Linked DNA regions of Homo sapiens: region 2 is linked to region 1. A link is a loop called in an ENCODE intact Hi-C map of the cell type or tissue named here. Cell type or tissue: MCF 10A. All regions are shown on one strand. Each heading gives the region's core, and the rest is flanking DNA. Links, peaks and the distances in the headings are about the cores only. Region 1 holds the start of LOC105377104 (a long non-coding RNA gene). Region 2 holds the start of LOC107986091 (a long non-coding RNA gene).

What was found. Peaks named below come from ENCODE experiments on the same cell type or tissue, not always from the same donor. Only the 100,000 strongest peaks of a DNase experiment are listed, where the experiment ranks them.
Region 2: it touches region 1 in a loop (20-fold over the local background); 4 of 110 quality-filtered maps call a loop at or near these places.

What each region holds. Positions count from the first base shown.
Region 1 is chr3:57,955,844-57,970,759 of GRCh38, forward strand. It overlaps LOC105377104 (a long non-coding RNA gene), which reads left to right and starts at 3,435. Exons shown (of 4, transcript XR_940874.3): 1 at 3,435-4,090; 2 at 8,457-8,572. RefSeq lists enhancers at 2,776-3,357, 3,934-4,491, 5,194-6,148, 6,149-7,101, 13,999-14,293. In MCF 10A, for the core only: a CTCF peak has its summit at 6,309; DNase peaks (open chromatin) are centred at 4,198 and 6,358.
Region 2 is chr3:58,211,338-58,226,253 of GRCh38, forward strand. LOC107986091 (a long non-coding RNA gene) reads right to left here and starts at 3,678. Exons shown (of 3, transcript XR_007095932.1): 1 at 3,587-3,678; 2 at 2,965-3,225; 3 at 1,672-2,859. RefSeq lists enhancers at 3,212-3,261, 3,452-3,511, 3,952-4,141, 5,766-6,269, 6,108-6,287 and 1 more. In MCF 10A, for the core only: a CTCF peak has its summit at 6,038 (motif pointing left); DNase peaks (open chromatin) are centred at 3,464, 6,024 and 6,344.

The DNA of each region.
Region 1 (14,916 bases), core at 2,517-10,516:
CTCCAAAAAAAAAAAGAAAAAAAAAATGGAGCCAGCACAGTGGCTGATGCCTGTAATCCCAGCACTCTGGGAGGCCGAGGCTAGAGGATCACTTGAGGCCAGGAGTTCAAGACCAGCCTGGCCAACATGATGAAACCCCATCTCTACTAAAAAACAAACAAACAAACAAACAACAACAAAAAAATGTTTCAGTTGACGACATATCTCACCTGCCACGGTGATCCCACAAAATTATAATACTATATTTTTATTTTACCCTTTCTATGTTTAGATGTTTAAATATACAATTACTTACCATTGTGTTACAGTTGCCTACAGTATCCAGTACAGTAACATGCTATACAGATCTGTAGCCTAGGAGAAATAGACTACACCATTTAGCCTAGGGGTGTAGTAGGCTAGACCATCTAGGTTTGTGTAAGTGCCCTCTATGATGTTCACACAATGGTGAAATCACCTAATGACACATTTCTCAGAATTTATCCTTGTTGTTAAGCAATGCATGACTGTACATATAAAATGAATTCTCTTAAAACCACAATCAGTGAGAGATTACTGTCTTTTAGGTACTTTATAGGACATCCTCAGTGATTCTGAACTTGAAAAAGAAGAGGTAGGGGAGCTGAATTGGAAGCCATGGCCTTTATGTGACCTAGGGTAGATTCATATCCTCTTTGGGCCTTGGTTTCCCCATCTGTGATACCCCGATGCTTTTGGAGGAGATGAGGGATGCCAGGGTGATGGAGCCTCTGCTGTGGTTTCTGTGCCCGGCTCCAAAGGTGCATTGGACCTTCAGGTCATACCAGGCACCACTGTGAGCTTTGTCTTTGCCACAGGAGCACCTCTGCCTTCCTGTCTTTGTACAGAGAATTTCCTTCCTCCAGCCACATGGAGCAGCCAGGAACAGCTGGAAAATCCGGATTGGCCTAGCTTCATTTTCTCCAATCCTGGCCCTTTCTTTGACCTAGACCAGGGAAGCAGCCAAGACACTGCCCTGGAGAAAACTCCCATCTTGGATGGAATGGATGGAGCACCTGCTGGGCATTTACACACTTTGCATAAATGTATGCAGCCCTGATGGGCAGCCTTAGCCCATTTTACAGAGGAGGAAACAGAGGCTCACACACAGAGAGACATTTGTTCAAGGTAACGTAGCTGGTAAGCACTGAGCTTCCTGCTCTTTCCACTAGACCTCCCTGCCTGCAAAGAGGCCAGTCACCTTGCTCAGGTGAGAGCTGGGCAAATTGGCTTATTTGGGAATCACCTGACCTTCTTTTCTTCTGCCTCTCCCAATCGGGTCAGAACACCAGGATAACTAAAATGCCACTCCTCCAGGAAGACTTCCTGCAAACTTCCACCCACTCACCCAGCAAGTGCTGAGACTCACCTTCTTCTGGGTCCCAGCAGCAGAGACCCAGAGGCTTGAGACCCAGGGACTGTGAGTAGCTCCATTTAGGAGCATGGAAGGAATGAGGCCTTGGGAGTCAGAAGACCACTTGCTGGCCTAGCGTGGTGGTTCATTCCTCTAGTCCCAGCATTTTGGAGGCTGAGACAGTAGGATCACTTGAGCCCAGGAGTTTGAGATTAGTCTGGGCAACATAGTGAGACCCCCATCTCTACAAAAAAATTTTTAAAAATTAGCCGACACTTTGGGAGACTGAGGTGGGTGGATCACTGGAGGTCAGGAGCTCGAGACCAACCAGCCTGGCCAACATGGTGAAACCCTGTCTCTACTAAAAATACAAAAATTAGCGAGGTGTGGTGGCATGTGCCTGTAATCCCTGCTACTTGGGAGGCTGAGGCAAGAAAATCACCTGAACCCAGGAGGTGGAGGCTGTAGTGAGCCAAAAAAAAAAAAAAAAAAAAATATATATATATGTATTAGCCAGGTGTAGTGGTGTCCACCTGTGGTTCCAGCTACTCAGGAGGCAGAGGTGGGAGGATCCCTTGAGCCTGGGAGGTTGAGGCTGCAGTGAGCTGTGATTTTGCCACTGTACTTCAGTCTGAGCAAGAGAGCAAGACCCCATCTCAAAAAAAAAAATTAGAAAAGAAGAAAATCTGGTGCTATAATCTGAACGTTTGTGTCCCCACAAAATTCCTACCCTAAGCCCCAAGGAGATGGTATTAGAAGGTAGGGCCTTTGGGAAGTGATTAGGTCATAAGGGTGGAGCCCTCATGGATGGGATTAGTGCCCTTATCATGTTCAGAGAGCTAGCAGCCTCTTCCACCTGTGAGGACATGGCAAGCTGGTACTGCCTATGAGGAAGGGCCCTCACCAGACATAGAATCTGCTGGGACCTTAGTCTTGGATTTCTAGCCTCCAGAACTGTAAGAAATAAATTTCTATTGTTTGTAAGCCTCCCAGTTTATGTTCTATTGTTATATAGCAGCCCCAATAGAGTAAGACACCTGGCCAGGTGGTGGGGATAAAGTCTCGCTCTGTTGCCCAGGCTGGAGCGCAGTGGCACAATCTTGGCTCACTACAACCCCCACCTCCAGGTTCAAACGATTCTGCTGCCTCAGCCTCCCTAGTAGCTGGGATTACAGGCACTTGCCACCATGTCTGGCTAATTTTTGTATTTTTAGTAGAGACAGGGTTTCACCATGTTGGCCAGGCTGGTCTCGAACTCCTGAACTCAAATGATCTACCTGCCTCAGCCTCCCAAAGTGCTAGGATTACAGGCGTGAGCCACCGCACCCAGCCTCACAGTAGGGTTCTGAACAAGGGTGGGACAAGCAGATGTGGCTTAAAAGAAGGTGGCTCGGCTGGGCGTGGGCGCCACTGCACTCCAACCTGGGTGATAGAGCGAGACTCCGTCTCAAAAAAGAAAAGGAAAAAAAAAAAAAGAGTGGCTGTAGCTATGGGGTGGAGGATGGTCAGCTCCCAGTGGTGTTGAGTGGGAGGACAGGGGACCAGCCAGGAGGCTGCAACTGGACCTCCTTCTGTGGGGCCTCCAGGGGAGGGCGTGGCACCAACCCTCCTTTCACCTTTTCTCTGTCCCTCCTTCCTCATTCTTTTTCTGTCCCCTGCCCCACTTCCTGGGGCCCAGAAGAGCCTGCCTATCTGATAAGCTCTGGGGAGTGCCCACTTCATGGCCTGCTGCTCCTGGCAGTCTTTAACTGGTTTCTTCTGGAGATGGTGCAGGGGCTGCATGGTGGGCACACGGGACAGCATGCCTGTGGGGGCGCCATGAGAAGGGGAGGGCCTGAACCCCCAGGGTGGGCTAAGGTGCAGGTAGAAGGCCAGGGGAGAGTCCTGCAAGAGCTACTCCTGGCCGACTCAGACCCTCTTGCCCTTCTTATCGGGCCTGAGGAGCGATAAGGGGCCAGTTCCTGGACTGTGGGTTCTAGGCCTTTGTTTGGGACCGCCAGGAAGTGACTTGGTTTTGCTGTGGCTTAAGCAGTGTGGTTGATTCACCAGGGTGGGGGGCTGGGTGTGCCTGGGGGAGCCCCCAAACACCAGGCCCTGCACCACCCATCACCGACAGGCCAGCCGCTGGGAGGCCACCGTGGGAGTGTGTCCAGCCTCCACATCCGCCTCCTGACAGCTGGCCACAGAGGGAGGATTCCTCACCCCAGGGCGTCTCCTCTTTCTTTACTTTTCAAGCAGAAAACACTTCCAGAATATATTATTCCCCAAATGTGCGAGACACTAGAATGAGTGCTTTGCCTACACCATCTCCTTTCATCTTCACCCCAGTAACAACGGCCCTCAGGGCTCATCGTGGGTGTTATTCACTGTCCACATTTTGCAGAAGAGGAAACTGAGACTCAGAGAGAGGAAGTAAATTGCTCAGGTTCACTCAGCTAGGAAGCAACAGATCAGGATTCGAGCCCAGTCCAAAATCATAATTCACTCCCTTGAAAAGCCAAAAGAGAGAGAGAACAGGGCCAGACGGGGTGGCGTCAGGAGGGTTGTGGGTCCCCTGGCTGCTGTGCAGAGCTTACATCGGGCGCTCAAAGGAGCCCGAGCCAACCACTGCCCAAGAGATTCTACCAAGATGAAAATGGTTCCTCCCCAGCCACAGTTCCATCACCTGCGTGATGGGACGAGAGACTGGATCAGGTGTTCTCCACAGCCGGTTATGAAGTGAGTAACCTGAGTTCATAAATGAGCAGTTGGGCGGGCTCCTCTTCCAGGCTCTTAAATGGGGAGCAGGGCGTGGTGCTCCGGGATAAGAGAAAAGAACAGGAAATTCCCAGCCCAGTGGGAGAGACCCTATTAGTCAAGACAGCAAAGCAATTCCAAAAAAGGGAAGTTTCTGGCTCGTGTCGCTGAGCCACGTATCAGCAGGACTCTGCCCTTTCAGCACTGATCAGTCAGCTTGGATGTTGCTTCTTCCACGGCTACCAAGGTGTCCACTAGACTCCCCAAGTTCACATCTCACCAGCTCTGGCCCTAGTGGAAAGAGTCTCTGGCTGAGAAGTCTCAGAGAAAATCCTGATTGGTTTGTTTTGAGTCACCTGCCATCCCTGAACCAGTCACCATGGTCTGGAGAGGGAGTTTGCTATCGGCCAAGCCAGCATAGCCTGCCTACCCTCTCAGTGGATCTTGCTGTGGGGCGAGCCAGCAGCCCCACATGGATTAGGTGGAGATGGAAGAGGAAGAGGTGGAGGCAGGCAAAAGCCATGAGACCCCAGCCACCCGGGGGCTAGCTCCTCACCCAGCCAGTCTTTCCACACCCAGGCTTTGCTAGGCCATTCTTGTCAGGCCAAGGATGCTAGAGGGTCATCACCAAGAAGGAGCCACTCAGTGTCTTAGTTTAGGTCAGGGGTTTTGAACCTCAGCACTATTGATATTTGGGGCTGATAATTATTTGCTGAGGGGGGCTGTCCTCTGCATTGTAGGGTGTTTAGCGGCATCCCCGGCCTCTACCCACTAAAAGCCAGTAGCAACTCCTCCCTCTTCCACTGTGACCGTCAAAAATGTCTCCAGACCTTGCCATATGTCCCCGGGGGACAAAATCACCCCTGGTTGAGAACTATTGATTTAGGGCCGGGCACGGTGGCTCATGCCTGTAATTCCAGCACTTTGGGAGGCTGAGGCGGGCAGATCACCTCAGGTCAGGAGTTTGAGACCAGCCTGGCCAACATGGTGAAACCCCATCTCTTCTAAAAAAAAAACATACAAAAGTTAGCCAGGTGTGGTGGGCGCCTGTAATCCCAGCTACTTGGGAGGCTGAGGCAGGAGAATCTCTTTAACCCGGGAGGTGGAGGTTGCAGTGAGCAGAGATCCCTGCCTCAGCCTCATGAGTAGCTGGAATTACAGGCGCCTGCCACCACTCCTGGCTAATTTTTTTTATATTTTTAGTAGAGACGGGGTTTCACCATGTTGGGCCAGGCTGGTCTCGAACTCCTGACCTCAAGTGATCCACCCGCCTTGGCCTCCCAACGTGCTGGGATTACAGGTGTGAGCCACCACGCCCAGCCCGACCAAGGCAGGTTTTTGAGCAGGAGTGAAAGTTTATTAGAAAGCTTTAGAGCAGGAACAAAAGAAAGTAAAGTACACTTGGAAGAGGGCCAAGTGGGCGACTTGCGAGATCAAGTGCACACTTTGACCTTTGACTTGGGGTCTTATACAATGGCATTCCGCATGCGCAGTGGCTTGCCAGCGCTTGGGCGGGGCCCCATGCACAGTGTGTTTACTGGGGTCGTACTCATGCTCACTGAGGTGTTTTTCCCTTACCAGCCAAGGGTTCCTAGAGGAAGGTCATACCAGTCAAACTCCGATGTTTTGCCTCTTAGTGCGCATGCTTGACCCCACTCGCCTAACTCCTGAGATCTTATCTGGAAGCTGCTGCTCACCAGGTTCAGGTGTTTCTGTTGGGAGACTGCCTTTCTCTGGCGCCGGCTGCAACCAATTATTTTAGAGATACAGCGCCTGACCATCGCGGGATGGTCACCTGACATTCCCGGTGGGGGCCTCTCCTGCTGTGCTCATGTCTGCCTGGCTACCTGCTGTAACACTGTCTGCTGAAATGTGGGCAGTGGACACTGGGAGGGCAGGGGAAGATGGGAGCACATTCAATAACCCCCAGCGGTTTCCTGCTCCTTCTTCTTGTTTTTTTCCTTTCCAGCCAATGTACCCATGCAAGGATTTGCCTCTGAGGAGGGCCTGTGGGCCTGCCATGCCCTCAGACCCCTTCCAGTGGTTTCTTCCAAGGTCTCCATGTTTGCCATTGTCTTTCCCACCACCCCAGCCCTGGACCTGGGTTAGAATCCTGACCCTGCTATGTCTAAGCTGTGTGACTTCAGGCAGATTTCTTAACCTCTCAGGGCTTGGATTTCTGTATAAAATGGGGCCGATGATACCTGACACATGCTTTAGGGGGTGCTGTGGTTTAAATATTCATGTTCCCTCCAAAATTCATGTTGCAACTTAATCCTCAGTTCAACAGTAGAGAGATAGGCCTTTGGGAGCTGATTAGGCTTTGAGTCCTCCTGGAGGGATTCGTGCCAAATAAAAGGGTGGGAAGGAACCAGCTAGGCCCTGTGCTCTTCTGCCCTCCACAGGTGAGGGGATAGCAACGAGGCATCAGAGAGCAGCCCTCACCAGACACAGTACGTGCTCAATAAACACTGACAGACTGAGAAAATCACCACCCCAGGTGTAGAAAATGGAAATGATAGCTCCAGTACTTCTGTTCACTCATTGAGTAGGAGGCTGGGAGGCAGGTAGGCTGGTGGTTGGCACTCCTGCCGTGGCAGGAACAACGGTTGCTGGTCAGGTCTCCGCTCTACTTTTCACTGGCTGGGTGACCTTGGGGAAGTTCCTTGACCTTTCTGTGCCTTAATCTTCCCATTGGTAAAATGGGAATAGTAGTAACATCCGGGTGTAATTTTCTAACTTAGATTAGTGAACGTAAAGCTCTTTGTCTGGAAGAGCTCAGTGCTTGTTAGCTCTTCTCATTCTTGGTAGTTGGGTGCTCATTACATGCCATGTTTCATCGACTCTAAGATGTCATTGATCACAAGAACACAGCACTATTTTATGTGCCACCAAGAAAGAAAAAGACTGATAGAAAGCTCTTGTCACTTAGGATGATGTTTTTCTTCTCTCTGAGAAAGTTATTTTATCATATAACATACCATCTACGTGACATAAGAAGAAAACTATGGTGAAATAAGTGAACCAAGATATTTTTTAGGGCCGGGCGCGGAGGCTCACGCCTGTAATCCCAGCACTTTGGGAGGCTGAGGCAGCAGATCACTTGAGGGCAGGAGTTCGAGACCAGCCTGGCCAACATGGTGAAACCCTGCCTCTACTAAAAATACAAAAATTATCTGGGTGTGGTGGCAGGCACCTGTAATCCCAGCTACTCGGGAGGCTGAGGCAGGAGAATCACTTGAACCCGGGAGGCAGAGGTTGCAGTGAGCCACAATCACACCACTGCACTCCAGCTTGGGCTACAAAGTGAGACTCCGTCTCAAAAAAAAAAATGTTGAAAGAAAAGACCATATCTTTTCCTTTATCGTTCTTTCTTTCTTTCTTTCTTTTTTTGAGACAGGGTCTCGTTCTGTCACCTAGGCTGGAGTACAGTGGTGCAATTATAGCTCACTGCAGTCTCAAACTCCTGGGCTTAATCCATCCTCCTGCCTCAGCCTCCTTCCTGAGTAGCCGAGACTACAGGTGCACACCACCATGGCTGGCTAATTTTTTAAAAATTTTGTAGAGACAGAATCTTGCTATGTTGCCCAGCCTGGTCTTGAATTCCCGGTCTCAAGCGATCCTCCTGCCTCAGCCTCCCAAAGTGCTGGGGTTACAGGCATGAGCCACCGTGCTCTGCCTCTTTCCTTTGTTTGTTAACACTTCCATTTATTGAGCATACACTCTGTACCAAGAACTGTCCCCAAAGAGAACTAGGAGCCATAAAGACGGAAGGCTGGGGTGGGAGTGAGGTGGGGATATGGAAGTTCAGAATGTGGGTCCCTGTTTCCTGAACCCCACACCAAGGTCTCTTCCAATCATTGATCTCTTGAGTGCTAGGGCAAAAAAACAAAGTTGCTCCATGTGCCAGAGGGTTAACAGTAGGGGGTGACTTTCCAGGCCACAGAACCAGGTAGGACCTGGGCAAGTCCCACGGCCTCAGCCTGCGGTTATCTGTGTTATTCACAGAGGCAGGACTGTCTAGTGCACGCTTATGTCTTCCTGTCCCCTCGCCTGCCTGGGCTCAGCTCCCAGCACCAGGGAGGCGGTAGAATCCGTGGAATATGTAAGAATTTTGGCTCAGACATGTCAGGGCTCAAGTCCCAACACTGCCTATTTCCAGCTACCTAACCTTGGGCAAGTGACACAGCCTCCTTGTGTGCTTTCGTTTCCCCATCTGTGAAATGGGGGTGATAATATAATGACACTGACTTGGTTGTCATGAGTATTGAACCAGACAACCCATATAAAGGGCCCAGCCCATGGCAATGTATACTACACATTGGCCCTTTTTATATTTCTATTTTAGGTGATCCCAGGCCTGGGTCTCCTGATGAGTCCATCTGACTTCCACTCTCCAGCACCCCCAGGGTTTACTGCTTCCATCCTGCTGACAGCCATATGCTCTTCTCTGGCTGATTCAAGGTGATTTTTGGGGTCTGTCCAGGGCCCCGCATAAGGTCCTGGGGTGGGCTTTCTGCTCTCTCTCGTTAGGAGACAGAGTGTGAGGGTTTCCAGACTCCCCACAAAACCCAGGACAGACAGGAGTGAAATTCCGGTGATGGGGATGGGTTATAGAAGGATGCTGTCCCTCACTCCTATCAGATACTGGTCCTCATTAAAAACTTGATTAGAGGCCAGGCGCAGTGGCTCACGCCTGTAATCCCAGGACTTTGGGTGGCCGAGGCAGATGGATCACCTAAGTTTGGGAGTTCGAGACCAGCCTGGCCAACATGGTGAAACCCTGTATCTACTAAAAATACAAAAATTAGCCGGGCGTGGTAGCGCATGCCTGTAGTCCTAGCTACTAGGGAGGCTGAGGCAGGAGAATTGCTTGAACCCAGGAAGGGAGGTTGCAGTAAGCCGAGATTGTACCACTGTACTCTAGCCTGGGTGACAAAGCAAGACCCCGTCTCAACAAAAAAAGACTTGATTAGAGTGAGGGCTGTGCTTTTCACCTCTGGAGGGGAAATATGGTCCATGGAAAAGGACAGTGTATGAATAATGTGACCTAGCCACAGGTGGCAAAGGGCAAATGCCAGGTGCAGCAGAATCACCACCCACTCATGAGGCTGTGGGTCTACAGGTAAGTGGGTGGCTCTGGGTCAGAAAGACATGGGTTCAATCCCTGGCTCCTCCACTTATTAGTCAAGACTTACTTTCTTTCTTCATCTGTAAAACAGAATTCTAATGGCAATAGTCTGGCAGAACCCAAGGTATTCATCAACATCCATGGTCTCCTCTTCTTGGGCACCAGCCAGAATGTATTTCCCAGACCACTGCTACATGGAGTGACCATTTGCTGTCAATGGAAAGTGGGTTTGGGCTTGTAATCGCAGTGCTTTGGGAGGCCAAAGTGGGGTGGATCGCTTGAGCTCAGGGGTTCAAGACCATCCTGGACAACATGGCGAAACCGCATCTTTACAAAAATTAGCTGGTCCTGTGGTCCCAGCTACTTGGGAGGATGAGGCAGGAGGATCACTTGAGCCCTGGAGGCAAAGGTGGCAGTGAGCTGAGAGTCCACCACAGCATTCCAGCCTGGGTGACAGAGCAAGACTCTATCTCTCTCTCTTTTTAAAATAATTTTGGCTGGGCGCGGTGGCTCACACCTGTAATCCCAGCACTTTGGAGGTTCGAGGCGGGTGGACCACGAGGTCAGGAGATCGAGATCATCCTGGCTAACATGGTGAAACCCTGTCTCTATTAAAAAATACAAAAAATTAGCTGGGCGTGGTGGTGGGTGCCTGTAGTCCCAGCTACTCGGGAGGCTGAGGCAGGAGAATGGCATGAACCCGGGAGGCGGAGCTTGCAGTGAGCCGAGATCCCGCCACTGCACTCCAGCCTGGGCGACAGAGCAGGACCCTGTCTCAAAAAATAATAATAATAATAATTTAATAGTATTTTGTTTTTGTGTTTTGAGACGGAGTCTTGCTCTGTCGCCCAGGCTGGAGTGCAGTGGTGCAGTCTCAGCTCACTGCCACCTCTGCCTCCCGGGTTCAAGCAATTCTGCTTCCTCAGCCTCCCAAGTAGCTGGGATTACAGGTGTGTGCCACCACGCCCAGCTAAATTTTCCATTTTTAGTAGAAATGGGGTTTTACCATGTTGGCCAGGCTGGTCTTAAACTCTTGACCTCAGGTGATCTGCCCACCTCTGCCTCCCAAAGTGCTGTGATTACAGGCGTGAGCCACCACGCCTAGCATAATAGTGTTTTTTAATGAATTGATTTTGCCTTAAGGAGATTGTGAATCAGGAAACTCAGCAATAAGACTCCTGTCTGTATGTTAGAATTACCTGGGGAGCAAAAATACTGATGCCTGGGCTCCACTTCCAGAGATTCCAATTTAATTGTTCTGGGGTAGAGATGAGCATCAGGAGCTTTTAAACAAATTTTCTAGGCTGGGCACTGTGGCTCACGCCTGTAATTCCAGCACTTTGGGAGGCTGAGGCAGGTGGATCACTTGAGTTCAGGAGTTCAAGACCAGCTTGGCCAACATGGTGAAATCCCATCTCTACTAAAAATACAAAAATTAGCCAGGTGTGGTGACAGGCACCTGTAGTCCCAGCTACTTGGGAGGTTGAGGCATGAGAATCACTTGAACCTGGGAGGCGGAGGTTGCAGTGAGCCAAGATCCTGCCACTGCACTCCAGCCTGAGCAACAGAGTGAGACCCTGTCTCAAAAAAAAAGAAAAAGAAAGAAAGAAAGAAAAAAACATTTCTAGTGGGCCAGGTGCAGTGACTCACGCCCATAATCCCAGCACTTTGGGAGACTGAGGTGTATGAATAGCTTGAGCCTGGCAGTTTGAGACCAGCCTGGGCAACATGGTGAAACCCTGTCCTACAAAAAATACAAAACTTAGTTGGGCATGGTGCACATGCTTATAGTCCCAGCTACTAGGGAGTTAAGGCAGGAGGATTGCTTGAGCCTGGGAGGTCGAGGCTGTAGTGAGCCGTGATTGTGCAACTGCACTCCAGCCTCAGTGACAGAATGAGACCTTGTGCCAGGGCTGAGAATCAGTGAAGTAATTAATCTCAGGGCCTTTGCCTGTGTTCCCTCTATCTGGAAGACTCTATGACCAGGTCCTCCTAGAGCCAGCTCCTTCTCATTGTTTAGGTCTCGCATTAACTTCCGAGGGCTGCCAAAACAAATTATCACATATTTGGTGGTTTAATGCAACAGAAATCTGCTCTTACAGTTCTGAAGGCCAGAAGTCCAAAATCAAGATGTTGACAGGGTTAATTCCTTCTGCAGACCCTGAGGGAGAATCTGTTCCTTGCCTGTCTCCTGGCTTCTGGAGGCTGCTGGCAACCCTTGGCATTGCTTGGCTTGGGGCTCCATAACTCTGATCTCTGCCTCTATTTTCACATGGTCTTCTCCTTTTCTGTCTGTTGTAAGGATATTTACCATTGGATTTAGGGCCCATGCTAATCTAGAATGATCTCAATTTGAGGTCCTTTACCTTAATCACATCTACAAAGACTCTTATTCCAAAAAAGGTCACATTCTGAGGTTCCTGGTGGACAGATCTTTTGGGAACCATAATTCAAACCACTACATCTCTCAAGTGTCACCTCCTCATGTTAGCAGTGGCAAATCTGTATAGGTCTGCAGCATCGCCAATTCTTGCCTCTTCGGAAGAAAGAATTTGACTGAGGGGCAAAAGGCAAGAAGGAGAGACCGAGGCAAGTTTTAGAGCAGGAGTGAAAGTTTATTAAAAAGTTTCAGAGCAGGAACGACAGGAAGTAAAGTACACCTGGAAGAGGGCCAAGCAGGCGTCTTGAGAGATCAAGTGCACGATTTGACCTTTGATGTGGGGTTTTATATGTTGGCGTGCTTCTGGAGTCTTGCATCTCTTCTTCCCTGATTCTTCCCTTTGTTAGAATGTTGGGTGTGTTGGGCCTCGGGGACAGGCCTCAGGAAACAGAATCTCTCTGATCTTCTCCCGCTCCCTGCTCCCTTTTCACCTGCCCCAAAGAAAGACTCCAATCTTCCCCCACCTTTCTCACTTGGGTCATAGACCCTTATTCCAGAGAGGGTCCTGCCCCATACTCTGGGGGAAGGAATGCTGAGCTTCCATAAAAGCCCAAGAGAAGGCTGGTGTGGTGGCTCACGCCTGTAATCCCAGCACTTTGGGAGGCTGAGGCAAGCAGATCACAAGGTCAGGAGATCAAGACCATCCTGGCCAACATGGTGAAACCCCGTCTCTGCTAAAATACAAAAAAATTAGCTGGGTGTGGTGGCGCGTGCTTGTAGTCCCAGCTTATCAGGAGGCTGAGGCAGGGGAATCGCTTGAACCCGGGAGGCAGAGGTTGCAGTGAGCCCAGATCATGCCACTCTGCACTCCAGCCTGGCAACAGAGCAAGACTCCGTCTCAAAAAAAAAAAAAAAAGAAAAAGGCCCAAGAGGACTGGGTTTGGAGAGCTTCTGGACAGCTGAACATTGGGAGGGTCCTGGAGGGTGCCCCAGGCAGGGCATGGAGCTCCATGCCCCTTCCCCAGTAGCTGGCCCTACGTGCTCTTCATCTGGATCCTTTGTAATATCCTTTATAATAAACCAGTAAAAGTGTTTCCCTGAGTTCTGTGAGCTCCAGCAAATTAATTGAACCCAAATAAGGGGTTGTGGGAACCCCAACTTGAAGCTGCTCAGTCAGAGGTTCCAGAGGCCTGGACTTGTGACTCGTGTCCGAAACGGGGCCAGTCTTGGGGACCGAGCCCTCAACCTTTGGAATCTGATGCTATCTCCAGGTAGATGGTGTCAGAATTGAGGACACACAGCTTGTGTCCGCTGCTGAACTGCTTGCTTGCTTACTGGTGGGAAGAAATATTCTCATATTTTGGGATTACAGAAGTCTTCTGTGTTGATTGTTGTGTTGGTGTGAGAGCAGAGTAAAAACACAATTTAAGCATTTTCCCTAAACATTACATATGGAGATATCCACATTTAAAGAGCTGAATAATGTCTAGGATTTGCTTTAAAATATTTCACACACACACACACACACGATAAAGAAGAGAGAAAAAAGAAGGATAAATGAAGTAAATACAGCAAATCTTGTTGATGGTTGAATTGGGTTGATGGGTATATGTGAATTAATTGAATCATTTTTTCTATTATTGTGTGTATTTAAATCTTTTAATAATAATTTATTTTCTTTTTTGATTTTTTATTGTGATAAAATATCCGTAATATAAAGTTTATCATTTTAACCCTTTTTGAATGTACAATTCAGTGGCATTCGTATTATTGTGCAACCATCACCACTGCCCATCTCCGGACTTTCTTTGGTCTTTATAAATCAAAACAGCAACTCAGGGCCGGGCTTGGTGGCTCATGCCTATAATCCCAGCACTTTGGGAGGCCAAGGTGGGCGGATCACCTGAGGTCAGGAGTTTGAGACCAGCCTGGCCAACATGGTGAATCCCCTTCTCTACTAAAAATACAAAAATTAGCCAGGCATGGTGGCAGGCGCTTGTAATCCCAGGTACTCAGGAGGCTGAGCCAGGAGAATCGCTTGAATCTGGGAGGTGGAGGTGGCAGTGAGTTGAGTTCATGCCACTGCACTCCATCCTGGGTGACAGAGTAAGACTCCGTCTCAAAAAAAAAAAAAACAAACAAACACAACCAATCTAACAAAGTTGTCTGTAGAACCCAATATCTACTCGGGTGATTTGGAGCAGGGGTGGGAATGAGTAGAATAGTCATGCAAAATCTAAAACATCCCTAAAGTTGGAGAGGGATTGGCCCCCTAAAATTGATGGGATGCCCCCACCATCATGGCTAAAGCCACCCCTATGTCTCTCAGGTCTCAGACTGTTGATGAGGCCAGGCCCGGAGAGGAGTAGCCCATGAAGTCATCTTGTTCAGCCCCCTGACTCGGGGCAGGACTGCACCCCATCCAGGTCAGAGGCTGACTCACTCCCAGCTATTCACTGGAAAGTTAGGCAGCTCCCTCCTCATCCTGCCTTCCAGGAAAGCCAGGCTTTCTGGAAGCCCAGAGGCTAGAGCTTGCCTCTTCCTGCCCAGGGTGGGATGAGGGGGTTGGGTTAGAGGATGGGGCGAGGGGCTGGTTCACTCTGACCTCATCACATTCTTGGACGGGGGAGCGGAAGCCTGGTGAGCCATCCCCAGGTCCAGCCTCCTGAAGCCTGCTGCTGTGATTTGTGGGCTGGCTTCCAGGCAGGGTAAGAATGGAATTGGCCCCAGGAACACACTGTAGGAAGGGACCTGTCTGCCTCCATTTGGGAAGGAAAATGGTGAAAACCTAGGCTCAAGTCCCTGCACTGCTGTTTCCTACTGTGTCACACTGAGCAAGTTATTTAAGCTGAGCACAGTCCTTTCCTGTGAAATGGGGATAACAATGGCACCTAACTCATAGGGCTGTTTTGAGGATTAAATGAGGTACTTTTATCCTTTGCATTATTCCTGGGGGCATGGTTTTTGTTCAGTAAATATTAGCTACTTGGAAAGCAAGAGCATTTAAAGGCAAAGGGGGCCAGTGAGGTGGCTCACGCCTGTAATCCCAGCACTTTGAGAGGGCGAGGCAGGCGGATCACTTGAGGTCAGAAGTTCAAAACCAGGCTGGCCAACATAGTGAAACACCATCTCTACTAAAAATACAAAGAAAAAATTAGCCAGGGATGGTGGCAGACACCTGTAATCCCAGCTACTTAGGAGGCTGAGGCAGGAGAATCGCTTGAACCTGGGAGACGGAGGTTGCAGTGAGCCGAGATTCACCACTGCACTCCAGCCTGGGCGACAGAGCGAGACTCT
Region 2 (14,916 bases), core at 2,658-10,657, 260 kb after region 1:
GAGGCAGGAGGCATGGGAAATTCTGCTCGGTTTTCTCTAAATCACTGGGATTTGGCGGCCTGCTGTCCTCAGACACACCCAGACTGTGACTCTAATTGCCCTGGTGGTGTAAAGTAAGGTCAAGAGTAGTTTGAATTACTTAATTTTTTTAGGCAGCTTTACCGTACAAATACTAGGAGTGTGTTGCCAGAGAAAGCAATTGGGGATCTGATGGAATGGATGAGGAAAATGTCCCTGGACTCTGCGAGCAAATAGCCCGTGAAACCCATGGAGAGACCCGTGATTGAAGCTGATATTAATTTAATATTGGCGAGAGTTGTGTGACCCTGGGAGAGAAAGGTCTTGTAAGAACTGTAGGATATCAACTCAAGCAAAATGACTTTTAGAGATATGGGCAGGAAACTATGAAGATCTGTAAAGCAAAAAAAAATTAAAAAAAAAAGCAAAATCCAATCAAGGTATATTAATGGACTTTGGCAAAGACAATTCTGTGAAAAGGGTAGGGAATAAGAATAACTCCAAGCCAGCATCGGGATCTGTGGACCAACCCCTCTTGTGGTGATGGGTCTGTGGCCACAGCCACAGGGAAAATTATACATATATCCCCAACATACATCCAGGCAGCATACTGGCCAAGCATGCCAGGAATTCTATAAGATAACCCCAAATAGTACATGGAAGGAAATGGTTTCCTGAGTTCGTGCTGCAATGAATCTCCCTGTTGTCTGCAACCTAAGACCTCAGGCCTGGTTGAATCTCTGGTAAAGGTGGCTCTGGGCCGGGCGCAGTGGCTCACTCCTGTAGCCCCAGCACTTTGGGAGGCTGAGGTGGGTGGATCACTTGAGGTCAGGAGTTCAAGGCCAGCCTGGCCAACATGGTGAAACCCTGTCTCTACTAAAAATACAAAAATTAGCCAGGCGTGGTGGTGGGCGCCTATAATCCCAGCTACTTGGGAGGCTGAGGCAGGAGAATGGCTTGAACTTGGGAGGCAGAGGCTGCAGTGAGCCAAGATTGCACCACTGCACTCCAGCCTGGGCAACAGAGTGAGATTCCATCTCAATAAAATACAAAAACAAAAAAAAAGGAGCTCTAGGGAATGGTTAATTGTCTTTCTTGGTGAATGGGCATCTTCCAACCAGAAAAAAGATTTAGAATTAAAGTGTAGAAATGTTTAAGAGACTCAGAGCCATGGTATACTCTTTTTGTGTGTTTTAAGATGGAATATGCGGTATTTCATGGACTTAATGAGAGCTGCTGGGCCAACTATATAGAAAATCTTGTAACTCTCTTATAAAATGTGCACTTGGTAGGGTTTGATTCAGGTTCATGACTTTACGTTGAAACCTTTGTCTGAATACAGTTCTGGAACATTTATAAACACTTTAGGTTATCATCAATGTTTTGTTTGTTTACTTTATTAGAATTCAAATGATTTAGTATTTTTTAAAAGTAGCTTTTTTGTTAGTTCAGACAATTGAAGAACTTTTAAAAGAAAATAGGGCATATTAAATAAAGTATAAAATGTTTATAAATTGGCCACAAACCCCTTATAAGTAATTATTTAGGTTTGTTGGGTTTAGGATTGGCAGATTTAACAAATAAAAATATAGAACAGTAGGTAGATTTGAATTTGGGGTAGTTCGTATTCAATTGGGCAACTTTTATTTTATCTGGAAATTCTAGCTGGATTTATAAAAAGAATGAGAACTTTTGTAAGCTGAACTTAAAAGCATGGCATTTTCTTTTTTTTTTTCTTTTAACAAAGTTTTTATTTTTAATTTTTGCAGGTACATAGTAGGCATATATATTTATGGAGGCATGGCATTTTCTAAGATAGTAATCATTCCATCAAAGTCCTAGAAAAGTTCTTAGTTCCTAGCATTAAAAACGAGCTAATGTGTAGAATAAAGAAAGTCAAGTAATCTGCTTTTTTTTAATTTCCAGCTTTGACAATTTGACTATGAACTTGAAAAAATAAAGTAAACCTCTAAATAGTGGTTTCTGCATAGAAACTGCCCTTGAGGACTTAAAAAAGAGTCACATGAACAGATTAAGAGATGGACCCCATTCTCGAATTAGCACATCCATTGAATGAAATTGGACCTTTTAAAAAATGCCTGGATTCTGGAAGGAAAATTCTAACGGCCAAATTTAACTGAATCCAACTAGGTTCAGGTGCTGCATTAGGGCTTTCTGTGTTTCATCTCATCCCATACCTGCCAAGCCCTTCCTACGGCTACTTTATTTTAGAGATGAGCAAAGTGAGGCTTGTGCCCAAGGAAACAGAGCTAGCATGTGGCAAAGCTGAGATTCAATCTCAGAGTGCTGACTCCAGATTAATCTTCTCACCCACTGAACCAGGCATACCAAAACCTTAATATGGAACACTCCAGGGTGCAGGGAGGGATGCAGGGAGGAGATGAAAGGAGGACTTCCACTTTTTACTCTATATACTTGTATATTGTTTGATTTTTTTTTTTTTTTGCAAAAACATGTACTTCTTTAGTAATTACAGAAAAAGAAAAAAGTGCTAAAATCTTTTCATTCTTTTAAGCAGGTTAAACAATGCCCATGCAAACACGTTTTCTGTCTTTGTGTGCAACTTGGTCAAAGGAAGCTTTCCCCTACCTCCAAGAGTCATTGACCCCACCTCCAGAAGGTTCACTCCAACCCCTCCATGTAATACTGGAGGACCCAGGGAAGGCAGAAACCCTGTCTCATCCTTCAGTTGGCTTCTCTTGCTGGGAATTGGGAATTTTGAGGCACTTGCCTAACGCCTGCTGACAGCCCCGGGGTCTCCATCTTCGGGATGAAGTTTCCTGCTCCATATACTTGCAAACACCAGTCTCTAAGATGCACCTGGAAGAAAAGATAAATATGCATCATTCTTTCTTGGAGATTTAGAATGCACATTAGCATATTAAATGTTCTGAAAAGTCCTGTAATTATAAAAAGCCGCTTAACTGTGTTGAAACAGGGTGTCCAAAATTTATTGTCTGTGGAGTCCTTTTCTTCATAGAATTCCTTGGACTATCTTGAGCAACATCCACTCTTGGGAATACTGTCCTTGATTGTGCAGTGACAATCAGATCCCCTCAAAGTCTCAAGCTCTTGTCCTGGTCAGTAAGTCCCTGCTGAAGAGCTCCATGCATGTCACATGAGTGGGCTGAAACGAGGATCAGGAGTTCAGTCACATGGCCCCCATACAGCCATCCACTATGGGCCCTGATGGGACAAGAGTCAGTGGAGAGTGATATGTTGCGCAAAGGCTACCTTGGAATTTGAGAAAAGCAAGATATGGAGATTTCAGGAGGAGCAAAAGTGTCATAGGCTGAGTCACCCAAAAGCAGCAAGAAGAAACAAGAAGTCTGTGGGAAAGTCTCCACTCCTGGCAGAAGACAAGCCTCGTGACCCAAACAGGTGTTTCCAGTGACTGATGCTGGTCTTTGTCCAAAAATGAATGAGCATTAACAATAATTTTGTAACATATGCAAAATGCTCCATCGTCATGTTTCACAACCAGCTTAGAGTTTGCGGGGAGGAAGGTGCATTAGTTAAAGTTGTGTAACTATGACAAACCTCTCACCTTTGCAGGGTTGTTTCCAGATGATGACACACTCTGGGTTTCAGCCTCACACACTATCTTCCACACAGGGCTGTGCCTGGACCTCAAGAGTCACTTTCTGAAGGGCAGGCCTGCTCTGATTAAAATCTTTCCAGGGCTTTTATTGGTCAAAGAGCAAACTTCTTAATGTAGCCTCTACCTGCTCACATTTCCCAGGTCATAACACTCTACTCCCCTCTTCCTCCCCTACTGGTCTGCCCTTGCACTGCCTGGCTTTCGGTTCCCCCCTCAGGGCCTTGGCACAGCTGTTCTCTCCGCCTACAGGGCTCTTCCTTCCTCCAGCCTCAGGGCTCAGCTTAAATGTCACACCCTCAGAGAAGCCCTCCTGGCCTCCTGACCCCATCAGGGTCTTCCCTCGTCTTCTCTCTCATGGTGCCCAGGTTTTTCACATCATGGCATGCATTGTAACATCTTATTATCTCTGAGCTTGTGTGTTTCCTTGTCTAAAGTTGTCTCTCCACCAGGCTGCCACATAGGGGCAGGGGGCACCTCCGTGTGTCTGTGCTGCCTGGAACAGGATTGTCATGTAGCAGCAGATGCTCATAAATCATTGCTGAATGCGACGTATGATACTCTAATGGACTCCAGAGACCAAGTTCTTTTTTTTTTTTTTTTTTTTTTTTTGAGACAGGGTCTCGTTCTGTCACCCAGGCTGGAGTGCAGTGGCACAATTTCAGCTCACTGCAGCCTCAATCCCCCAGGCTCAAGTAATCTAATCTTCCTACCTCAGCTTCCCAAGTAGGTGGGACCACAGGTGCATGTCACCATGCCTGGCTAATTTTTGTGTTTTTTTTGTAGAGACAGGATTCCACCATGTTGCTCCGGCTGGTCTTGAATTCCAGGGCCCAGGCGATCCTCCTACCTTGGCCTCCCAAAGTGTTGGGATTACAGGTGTGAGCCACCACGTTTGACCTAGAGACGGGGTTCTTGATCACAGTGTGGGTGTGGTACCAAGGGAACTCAGCTTCCCTGGAAGCCACGGGAACCCCCAGCCATAGAGACAAAATGTAATAATAACAAAAACCACAACAGTATCTACCTTTCATGGAGCACTAAGTGCTAAGTGCTCATGTAACTTTCTGACTCGGGAGCATAGCATAGAGCAGGCTTCTCAGCCTTGGCACGATTGACATTTGGGGCCAGATAGTACTTTGTTGTGGGGACCATCCTGTGCATTATTGGACACTTAGCAGCATCCCCTGCCTCTACCCACTAGATGCCAATCACATCCCCCAGTTGTGACAACCAAAAATTTCGACAGATGTTGCCAAATATCTCCGGGGGCTTGGGGGTCATCTCACGTCGGGAATGCTGATGACGTTAAAGCATATACACTTTTACTTACTGGCTGTTCAGCCCTGGACAAATAACCAAACTTCTCTGTGCCCTTTTCCTCACCTTTAACATGGGGTAATAGTATCTCTTACATGGTAGGGCTGTGAAAATTTAGAGAGGTTATAACTAAAGGGCAGACTCAGCACGGTGCCTGGCCCTCAGGGGTACTCAGTTGGGGTGATACTCTGTTTTCAGAATAAACTGCAAAGGAGCAATTGCTATCCTCATTTTACAGATGAAGAAATTGAGACTCGGAGATAAAGAAGTTGGTCTCCAGTTGCTGGCTGTGAAGTGACATCAAAAGCAGGCATTTGACTGGGTGCAGTGGCTCACATCTGTAACCCGAGCACCCTGGGAGGCCGAGGCAGGAGCCCACGAGTTCGAGACCAGCCTGAGCAACATAGCGAGAACTTGTCTCTACTAAAGATAAAAAAGTTAGCCAGGCATGGTGGTGTATACCTCTGGCCCCAGCTACCCTGGAGGCTGAGGTGGGAGGTTGGGAGGATCACTTAAGCCCAGGATTTAGAGGCTGCAGTGAGTTATGATTGCACCACTGCATTCCAGTCTTCTAGGCTGGGTGACAGAGTAAAACTCTGCCTCAAAAAAAAAAAAAAAAAAAGCAGGTATTTACGTCCTCAGGATTAATTCCTTTTGTCAGTCCTTTCTTTATAGGTACAAAAGGGCCTAATTGCAAACTCTGAGCTGGTGGCGATACGACTAATGGATTAGATCTGTCAAGACAGGACTAGGGCAAGGCGAATGAGACACTAGCCTTAGGCACAAAATTTAAGGAGTTACCAAATAACTCAGTAATCAAGCTAAATAACATTCAATGCAATATTTTGAAAAATCAAAAATTAATGAAGAAAAATCCATGATGAACAAAGTAACAAAGTAAAGACACGATCTGCCCCTGAACTTGTACTTGACCCTGTCTCATTAACCTCACCCTAATCTTGCCCTTGGAATTTGCAGATTTGTGAAACCACACCCAGTGGGCACAGCTGGCGGCCAAAGCCTGTCGGTGCCTATTCAAAGGATGACATGGGCGAAAACATCGCCCTCTTCTGTCTGGCAATGAGCACTGCTCCTCTTCTGGGGAGCCAGGTTAATCTTTGCCCCTGAAGGCAGCATCTCAGTGCTAGAAGTCTTTTCCCAGACCACAGTGCTTTTCTCCTTGATCCCTTCATGAGACATGTGGGTAAAAAGGTTGCAGGCAGTTCAAACGATGCCATTGGAGACCCCGCCTCATCCCTTGCCACTGGCCGCTGCACTGCCCTGGATCCATAGCCTTTTTCAGTACCACCCATGCCAACGCGCCAGGACTTGTCACCACGTGGGTGGCAGATCTGAAGCAGCCTGTAACTATCAAGTTGGCCTTTCCAGGCTGACCACAAGGGTGCATGGTGAGGACACAGGACCGAGAGGCAAAGGGCTTCTCACAGCGCCTGACGTGGGAACCAGCAGGGAGCTGGCTGCTGGCCGAACTACCGTTTCTTATTCTTCCTTTAATGGTTTTTGTCACTTCCTAGCTTCCTCTTATTTATATATACTTTACTTTTTATTTTGAAATAATTTCAAATGTGCATAAAAGTTGCAGAAATAGCACAAAGAACTCTTAAATACCCTCAACCCACATTTACCAAGGAACGTTTTGCCACATTTGTTTTGTCACTACTTTTCAATATTTACATATTAATTTTTTTATAAGATGGAGTCTCTCTCTGTTGCCCAGGCTGGAGTGCAGTGACGTGATCTCGGCTCACTGCAATCTCCACCTCCTGGGTTCAAGCGATTCTCCTGCCTCAGCCTCCCAAGTAGCTGGGATTACAGGTGCACGCCACCATGTCTGGCTAATTTTTGTATTTTTAGAAGAGATGGGGTTTCACCATGCTGGCCAGGTTGACTCTGAGACACAGGAAGCCGATCATAATTTAACAGCTTTTTTTTTTTTTTTTTTGAGATGGAGTCTCACTCTGTCGCCCGGGCTGGAGTGCAGTGGTGTGATCTCAGCTGACTGCAACCTCCGCCTCCCAGGTTCAAGCAGTTCTCCTATCTCAGCCTCCTGAGTAGCTGGAATTACAGGCACACACCATCACGCCCAGATAATTTTTGTATTTTTAGTAGAGACAGGGTTTCGTTATGTTGGTCAGACTGGCCTTGAATTCCTGACCTCAGGTGATCCCCCTGTCTTGGCCTCCCAAAGTGCTGGGATTACAGGCATAAGCTACCGTGCCTGGCCTTAACAGCTCTTAATAACAGTAGCTAACATTTATTGAGAGCTTGCTATTTGACACTCCTTTCTGCATTTGATTTGGGGGTATTTTCCCTTTGGAACATACTGTGTAGTGTGCTTATGTTGGATTAAAATTGTAGCGATACAGGCATGCCTTATTTTATTGTGCTTTGCTTTGTTGCACTTTGCAAATATCGCATTTTTTACAAATAGAAGGTTTGTGGCAACCCTGCATCGAGCTAGTCTACTGGCATCATTTTCCAACAGCATGGGCTTACTTCACGTCCCTTTGTCATATTTTGGTAATTCTTGCAATATTTCAAACTTTTTCATTATCATTATGTCTTCTGTGGTGATTAGTGATCTTTGTTGTTACTATTGTAGTCATTTAGGAGGCACTGCGGAACCATGCCATATAAATAGATAAATGTGTGTTGTGATCACCAACCAGTCACTCCCCCATCTCTCTTCCTCTCCTCAGGCCTTCCTCTTCCTTGAAACATAACAATATTGAAATTAGGCCAATTAATAACCCTACAATGGCCTCTAAGTGTTTGAGTGAAAGAAAGAGTTGCACATCTCTCAGTTTAAATCAAAAGCTAGAAATGACTAAGCTTAGTAAGAAAGGCATTTAGAAAGCCAAGACAGGCCAAAATCTAGGCCTCTTGGGCCAAACAGCCAAGTTGTGAATGCAAAGGAAAAGTTCTTGAAGGAAATTGAAAGTGCTACTCCAATGAACACATGAATGATGAGAAAGAAGAACAGCCTATTGCTGATGTGGAGAAAGTTTGAATGGTCTGGATGGAAGATCAAACCAGCCACAACATTCCTTTAAGCCAAAGCCTATTCCAGAGCAAGATCCTCCCCAACTGTCTTCAATTCTGCAAAGGCTGAGGGAGGTGAGGAAGCTGCAGAAGGAAAGTTGGAATCAGCAGAGTTCGGTTCATGAGGTTTCAGGAAAGAAACCATCTCCATAACATAAAAGTGCAAAGTGAAGTAGCAAATGCTGATAGAGAAGCTGCAGCAAGATATGCAGAAGATCTAGCTAGGGTAGGTAACTGATAAAGGTGGCTGCTACATCAAACGACAGATATTCAGCGTAGACAAAACAGCTTTCTATTAGAAGAAGATGACATCTAGGACTTTTTTAGTTAGAGAGGAGAAGTCAATGCCTGGCTTCAAAGCTTCAAAGGACAGGCTGGCTCTCTTGTTAGGGGCGAGTGGAGCTGGTGACCTTAAGTTGAAGCCAGTGCTCACTGACCTTTCTGAAAATCCTAGGGTTCTTTTTTATTTTATTATTATTTTTGAGACAGAGTTTCACTCTGTCACCCAGGCTGGAGCGCAGTGGTGCGATCTTGGCTCACTGCAATCTCTGCCTTCCAGGTTCAAGTGATTCTCGTGCCTCAGCCTCCCAAGTAGCTGGGACTACAGGTGCACGCCATCACCCCTGGCTAATTTTTGTATTTTTAGTAGAGACGGGGTTTTACCATGTTGGCCAGGCCAGGATGGTCTCGAACCCCTGACCTCAAGTGATCCATCTGCCTTGGCCTCCCAAAGTGCTGAGATTACAGGCATGAGCCACTGCACCCTGCCCAATCCTAGGGTTTTTGAGAATTATGCTAAATCTACGCTGTCTGTGCTCTACAAATGGAACAAAGCCTGGATGACAGTACATCTCTTTACAGTGCAGTTTACTGAATATTTCAAGCCCACTCTTGAGACCTGCTGCTCAGAAAAAAGGATTCCTTTCAAAATATTACTGCTCACTGGTAATGCACCTGGTCACCCAAGAGCTCTGATGGAGAGGTTCAAGGAGATGAATGTTGTTTTCATGCCTGCTAATACAACATTCACTCTGTAGCCCACAGATCAAGAAATTATTTTGACTTTGAAGTCTTATTAAGAAGTACATTTTGTAAGGCTAAAGCTGCCTTAGACAGTGATTCCTCTGATGGATCTGAGCCATCAATTGAAACTCTTCTAGAGAGGATTCAGCATTTCTAGATGCCATTAAGAACATTTGTGATTCATGGGAGGAAGTAAAATATTTACATTAGTAGGAGTTTGGAAGGAGTTAATTCCAGCCTTCATGGATTACTTTGAGGGATTGAAGACTTCAGTGGGAAAAGTCACTACAGATGTGATGTAAATAGTAAAAGAACTAGAAGTGGAGTCTGAAGATGTGACTGAATTGCTGCAACCTCCTGATAAAACTTGAACAGATAAGGAGTTGCTTCTTGCAGATGAGCAAAGACAGTGGTTTCTTTAGATGAAATCTACTCCTGGTAAAGATGCTGTAACATTTTTGAAATGACAACAAAGGATTTAGAATATCACATAAACTTAGTTGATAATGCAGGGTTGGAGAGGATTGACTCCAATTTCAAAAGAAGTTCTACTGTGGGCAAGATGCCATCAAACAGCATCACGTGCTGTAGAGAAATCTTTTGTGAAAGAGTCAATCGATGTGGCAAATTTCGTTGTTGTCTTCTTTGAAGAAACTGCCACTGCCACTCCAACTACCACTCTGATCCATCAGCAACCATCAATGTCGAGGCAAGCCCCCTCCATCAGCAAAAAGATTATGACTCGTTGAAGCCTGAGACGATCATTAGCATTTTTTAGCAATAAAGTATTTTTAATCAAGATAGGTACATTGTATTTTAGACATAATGCTCTTGCACACTTAATAAACTACAGTATAGTGTAGACATAACTTTTTTTCTTTAATATAGTCTTGCTCTGTTGCCCAGGCTGGAGTGCAGTGGCATGCTCATAGCTCACTGCAGCCTTCACTCCCTGGGCTCAAGCGAGCCTCCCGCCTCAGCCTCTCTAGTAGCAGGGAGTACAAGCATGCATCACCATGCCTGACTAATTTTTGTATTTTTTGTAGAGGCAGTGTTTTGCCATGTTGCCTAGGCTGGTCTCAAACTCCTGGGCTCAAGCGATCCTCCCTCCTTGGCCTCCCAAAGGTGTGAGCCACTGTGTCTAGCCAACATAACTTTTATATGCACTCAGAAACCAAAAACCTTGTGATACTCACTTTATTGCAGTGGTATGGAGCTGAGGCTGCAATATCTCCAAGGTGTGTCTGTAACAGTGGCTGTGGGTTCTGACCTGTGGTAGACCCATATTACACATCTTTACATGGACTCGGTCCTTTAAACCTCACAACTACCTGACTACTATTATTCTCTTCATTTTACTGATGAGGAAACTGAGCTTCAGAGAGGGCAAGTCACCTCTCCAGGTCTCACATCACATCTGGTAAGAGGCGTGGCCAGGACTGTTTGACACCAGAGTGTGACCACCTGGTCAGTCTCCTATAGCATTTCTTCTCTGGCACATAACAGTGACAAGGCCCTGCCACTATTCCAGCTCAGAACACTGAGAACAATCCATGTCCCTGACCCCAGATTCCCAGCAAATGGAAATGCTTTCTCTCCATATTCTGAAAGCTTCTGTGTGTCCCATACATACATAAGGAGCCTGAGGGCTTGGGGGACACCCTGGCTGTGAGCAGAGGGCCCCAGAAAATCATCTGTTGTTCTTTGGGAGAAGGCTTCCCTCCTGAATCATCATGCATTAGGCATGATCTATAAATTTATCTATAAATCTATCTAAAACCACACCAGTTCTAAAGACAAGGTTTGCAGTGCAGGTAGGAGCACGTGTAAATCCTTAACTACACAGTGACTCATGAATGATTTTCCAGGCAGGAATTGTTGGGAGCCAAAAAGGCCAAAGGGATTGTGACCAGCTCAGCATTCCACTGGACGCTATATGATCAAACAGCAAACTGTTTATCATGAATGCAGGATGTGAGCAAACTCACACTGCACCTGCCACTGAAAGGTTTGCTGAGGGCCAACACTCCCTGGGGGCCGGGCTCCTTGAAGTTATCTACTGAAAAATCTAGCACCTATCATACAAAGGATGCAGTCTTGCAAGCCTGCTGTGAACCAAATGGCCGACTGACAATTACCCAACAACCACCACCCCCTTTTCTCGTTATCTCTTTTACCAATAAATACGGAAGGCTGTGTAAAGCTCAGGGCCCTTGTCTACTAGAGGCAAGGTGTCCCTGACCCCTTCTTCCAAATATACTCTTATGTCTTTGTCTTTTATTTCCGCATTCCCCCTCTTTGTTCAGTCCACCAGGTCCGTGCAGGCTACAAGGAATCCCATTCCCAGGAAGGGATCTCCCCCTCCAGGGGCAGAGCCTACTCCAATTTCATTCCAGAACCAGATTTAGATGCAGGCCAAGGTCATTCCTATCATAAGACCTTAAAAAATCAGCCCTGGGCCAGGCGTGGTGGCTCACTCCTGTAATCCCAGCACTTTGGGAAGCCAAGGCAGGTGGATCACTTGAGATCAGGAGTTCGAGACCAGCCTGGCCAACATAGTGAAACCCTGTCTCTACTAAAAATACAAAAATCAGCCAGCCATGGTGGCACGTGCCTGTAGTCCCAGCTACTTAGGAGGCTGAGGCAGGAGTATCACTTGAACCTGGGAGGCAGAGGTTGCAGTGAGCTAAGATCTCACCACTGCACTCCAGCCTGGGCAACAAGAGCGAGACTCCATCTCAAAAAAAAAAAATTCAGCCCAGGAGATTTTTTGAAACAGCTCTTGGCCTGGGACTTGAGATCATTCTGAGCTGTGGATGTTTTTGTTTTCATAGAGACGGTATCTCCCTATGTTACCCAGGCTGGTCTCAAATTTCTGGGCTCAAGTGATCCTTCTGCCTTGGCCTCCCAAAGTGCTCAGATTACAGGCGTGAGCCATGGCACCTAACCTGCGCTGTGGGTTTTTGGATTTGTTGTTCACTCATTTAACAATTTACCCTTCTAAGTGTAGAGGGGGATACAAAGATGAACAAGACAGCTCCTGCCCTTGAGGGCCCAGAGTTGAATAATTAGTTGGACTTACCTTTGGTTTCACTGAGTTTTCTGTGCCTCTGAGCTATCATTCTATATCCAGTGGCCACAAAACTTGTCATGATTTTGAATTACCAATGTAAATCTTGGACTCAAACCATCTTGAGCTCCATTGGCCGCCAGTTTATCTGGACTATTATGATGTCTCTGGCTGAAGTGTTGGGGAGGGCAACTGACCATACTGGTTCCCTCAAACCTTAGTGGGGTTCCCAGGATGCTGAGCTTCCAATGCTAAATCAGAACAAGTCCTGAGCAAACCAGGATGAATTGGTCATCCCAGTGTTGGGAACAGGGGCAGCAGGAGGGGAACAGGTGGGTGGGGAGGAATTATAATAGCTAACACTTATTTTGCTTAATAATGTAATAATACTTAGAACAAATGTATGAGGTAAGTACTATCATAGCCCTATTTTATAGAGGTAAAACCGGGACCCGGAGAGAGGGAACAGCTTGTCACAAGTGTTCATTCTGTAAATGGCAGAGGCAGGCCTGACAGCCAATCCTGCGTTCCCATCCATTGCTCTGCACTGCCTTAGAGGCCCATGTGTAAAAATGCAGTGCAGATCAAGTCTTGAAACTGTGTTTGAAATTAATTCTCAGAGATTGGAAGTAGAAGTCTGTGGAAGCTTTGTTTCCATGGAGACCCAATCATACCCAACCACACTGTGTTCAAATGTAGTCACAACAGTGGGGAGCAGCCATCACTGAAGTGAGGTGCATTTCTCTTTTTTTTTTTTTTTTTCTAGATGGAGTCTCACGCTCTTGCCCAGGCTGGAGTGCAGTGGCATGATCTTGGCTCACTGGAACTTCCACCTCCTGGGGCTCAAGCCACCCTCCCACCTCAGCCTCCGGAGTAGATGGGATTATAGGCTCACGCCACCATGCCTGGCTAATTTTTTTGTATTTTTAGTAGAGACGGGGTTTTGCCATGCTGGCCAGGCTAGTCTCAAACTCCTGACCTCAAGTGATTTGCCCACCTCAGCCTCCCAAAGTGTTTGGATTACAGGCATAAGACACCATGCCCAGCCAAAGTGAGGCACATTTTTTAAGGAAGAGACTTGCAGTAGAAATTTCCTAAGCTTCCCCAACATGCGTTCTATCATTCGTGACTTCAGTGGAGCCTCCATGGCCGACTGCAAAATCTAAGTCTTGGGCAAAGTCCCAGGAGATGCTCATCAGGTCCCATGTGATATACTGAATTTTGGAGATGATTTCCTACCTACCAGTTGCTAGCTATGTGACTTGGGCAAGTTACCTAACCTCTAAGCTGTTTCCTCGTGGTTAAATGGTGTAGGTAATAACACATTCAACGGCTGTGGTGAAGATGAAGACAAACGGGATGATGCAAAAAAAAGCCAGGTCCAGAGCAGGGAATGAAGAAACGTATGCTAGCTGCTCACTGGCATCGGCCCAGCCTATGTCTTTAAATGAGAACAATCCCTTTGAGAACTAACAGGAAGGCGGGGTCTGTTCTCCACCGCCACCTTCTCCTTCTAGCTTTGCCTGCCCCATCTCTCCCTACTCTGTTCCAACCTGCATCCCACTTCTGACTTTTGGGTCTGTTCCCAACCATTTTTGTGCCCCTGGAAAGAGATAAGAAAACTTGGTTCCTCCTATTCCTGCCCCCACTGGGTACCCCATACTCCCAGTCCACAGAATCCCAACCTAGACACTAGGTCACTGCCTGACGGGTAACCAGACTTTTATCCATCCATACACATGGATAACCCAGCTCCCCACTTGACCTCAGCAGCTCAGAGAAGAGAAGAGATGGGAACAGATGAGGATGCATTGTCCTTCTGATAGACTAGGTGAGTGAGAAAGCATCATGATTAAATGGCACAATGTGGCATGAATCTTTGAAAGTTTCATTCAGATGTTCAAGTTCAAGGGGCTAAATGGTGGGGTACATAAAGGCCCCAGGAGAAACCAGGGAAAGTCAACAGGGAGAGGTCTTGGTGCAATGACATGGGTGATACAGATGCTGAAATGAAGCCTGTGAGACATTCAGCAAGAAGCCTTGGAGAAATGTGTGTTTTCTTAGCAAGAAAAACTCGACCCTACGTTCCCACACACGTGCAAACACCCGCTGGCAGCTGTCACCCATCGATTCCCTACCTGCATTTAGGGTCTTCATAATCTCTTTCACAACTGACCTTCAATTATTCAAAGGTAGTTTTCAGGCCCTCTGAGGACTGGGTGAGCTCAAAAAATGCTTGGTGTATAAACAGCAATGATGCTGAGAGCTAGCACGATGCACGATGCCTCTGTGCCAGGTGTAGTGCTAACTTTTAAAGGCATTGTTCAGCTCGATCTTCTCTGAAGTCCTGTGAGGTTGGTATTATTATCAATTCCTCATCATCATCCTCTGTTTATAGATGAAGAAACTGAGGTTTATTTTATTTTATTTTTGAAACACTGTTTTCCTCTTGTTGCCCAGGCTGGAGTCCAGTGGTACAATCTTGGCTCACTACAACCTCTGCTTCCTGGGTTCAAGTGATCCTCCTGCCTCAGCCTCCCAAGTAGCTGGGACTACAGGCACCTGCCACCACACCTGGCTAATTTTGTATTTTTAGTAGAGAAGGGGTTTCATCATGTTGACCAGGCTGGTCTCAAATTCCTGACCTCAGGCGATCCACCTGCCTCGGCCTTCCAAAGTGCTGGGATTACAGGTGTGAGCCACCGCTCCCAGCCAAAACTGAGGTTTAGGTAGTCAGATATCTAATAAGCAGCAGAACAGGACTTTACAATTTAGCACCATCTTCACCTGAGATATGTTCAAG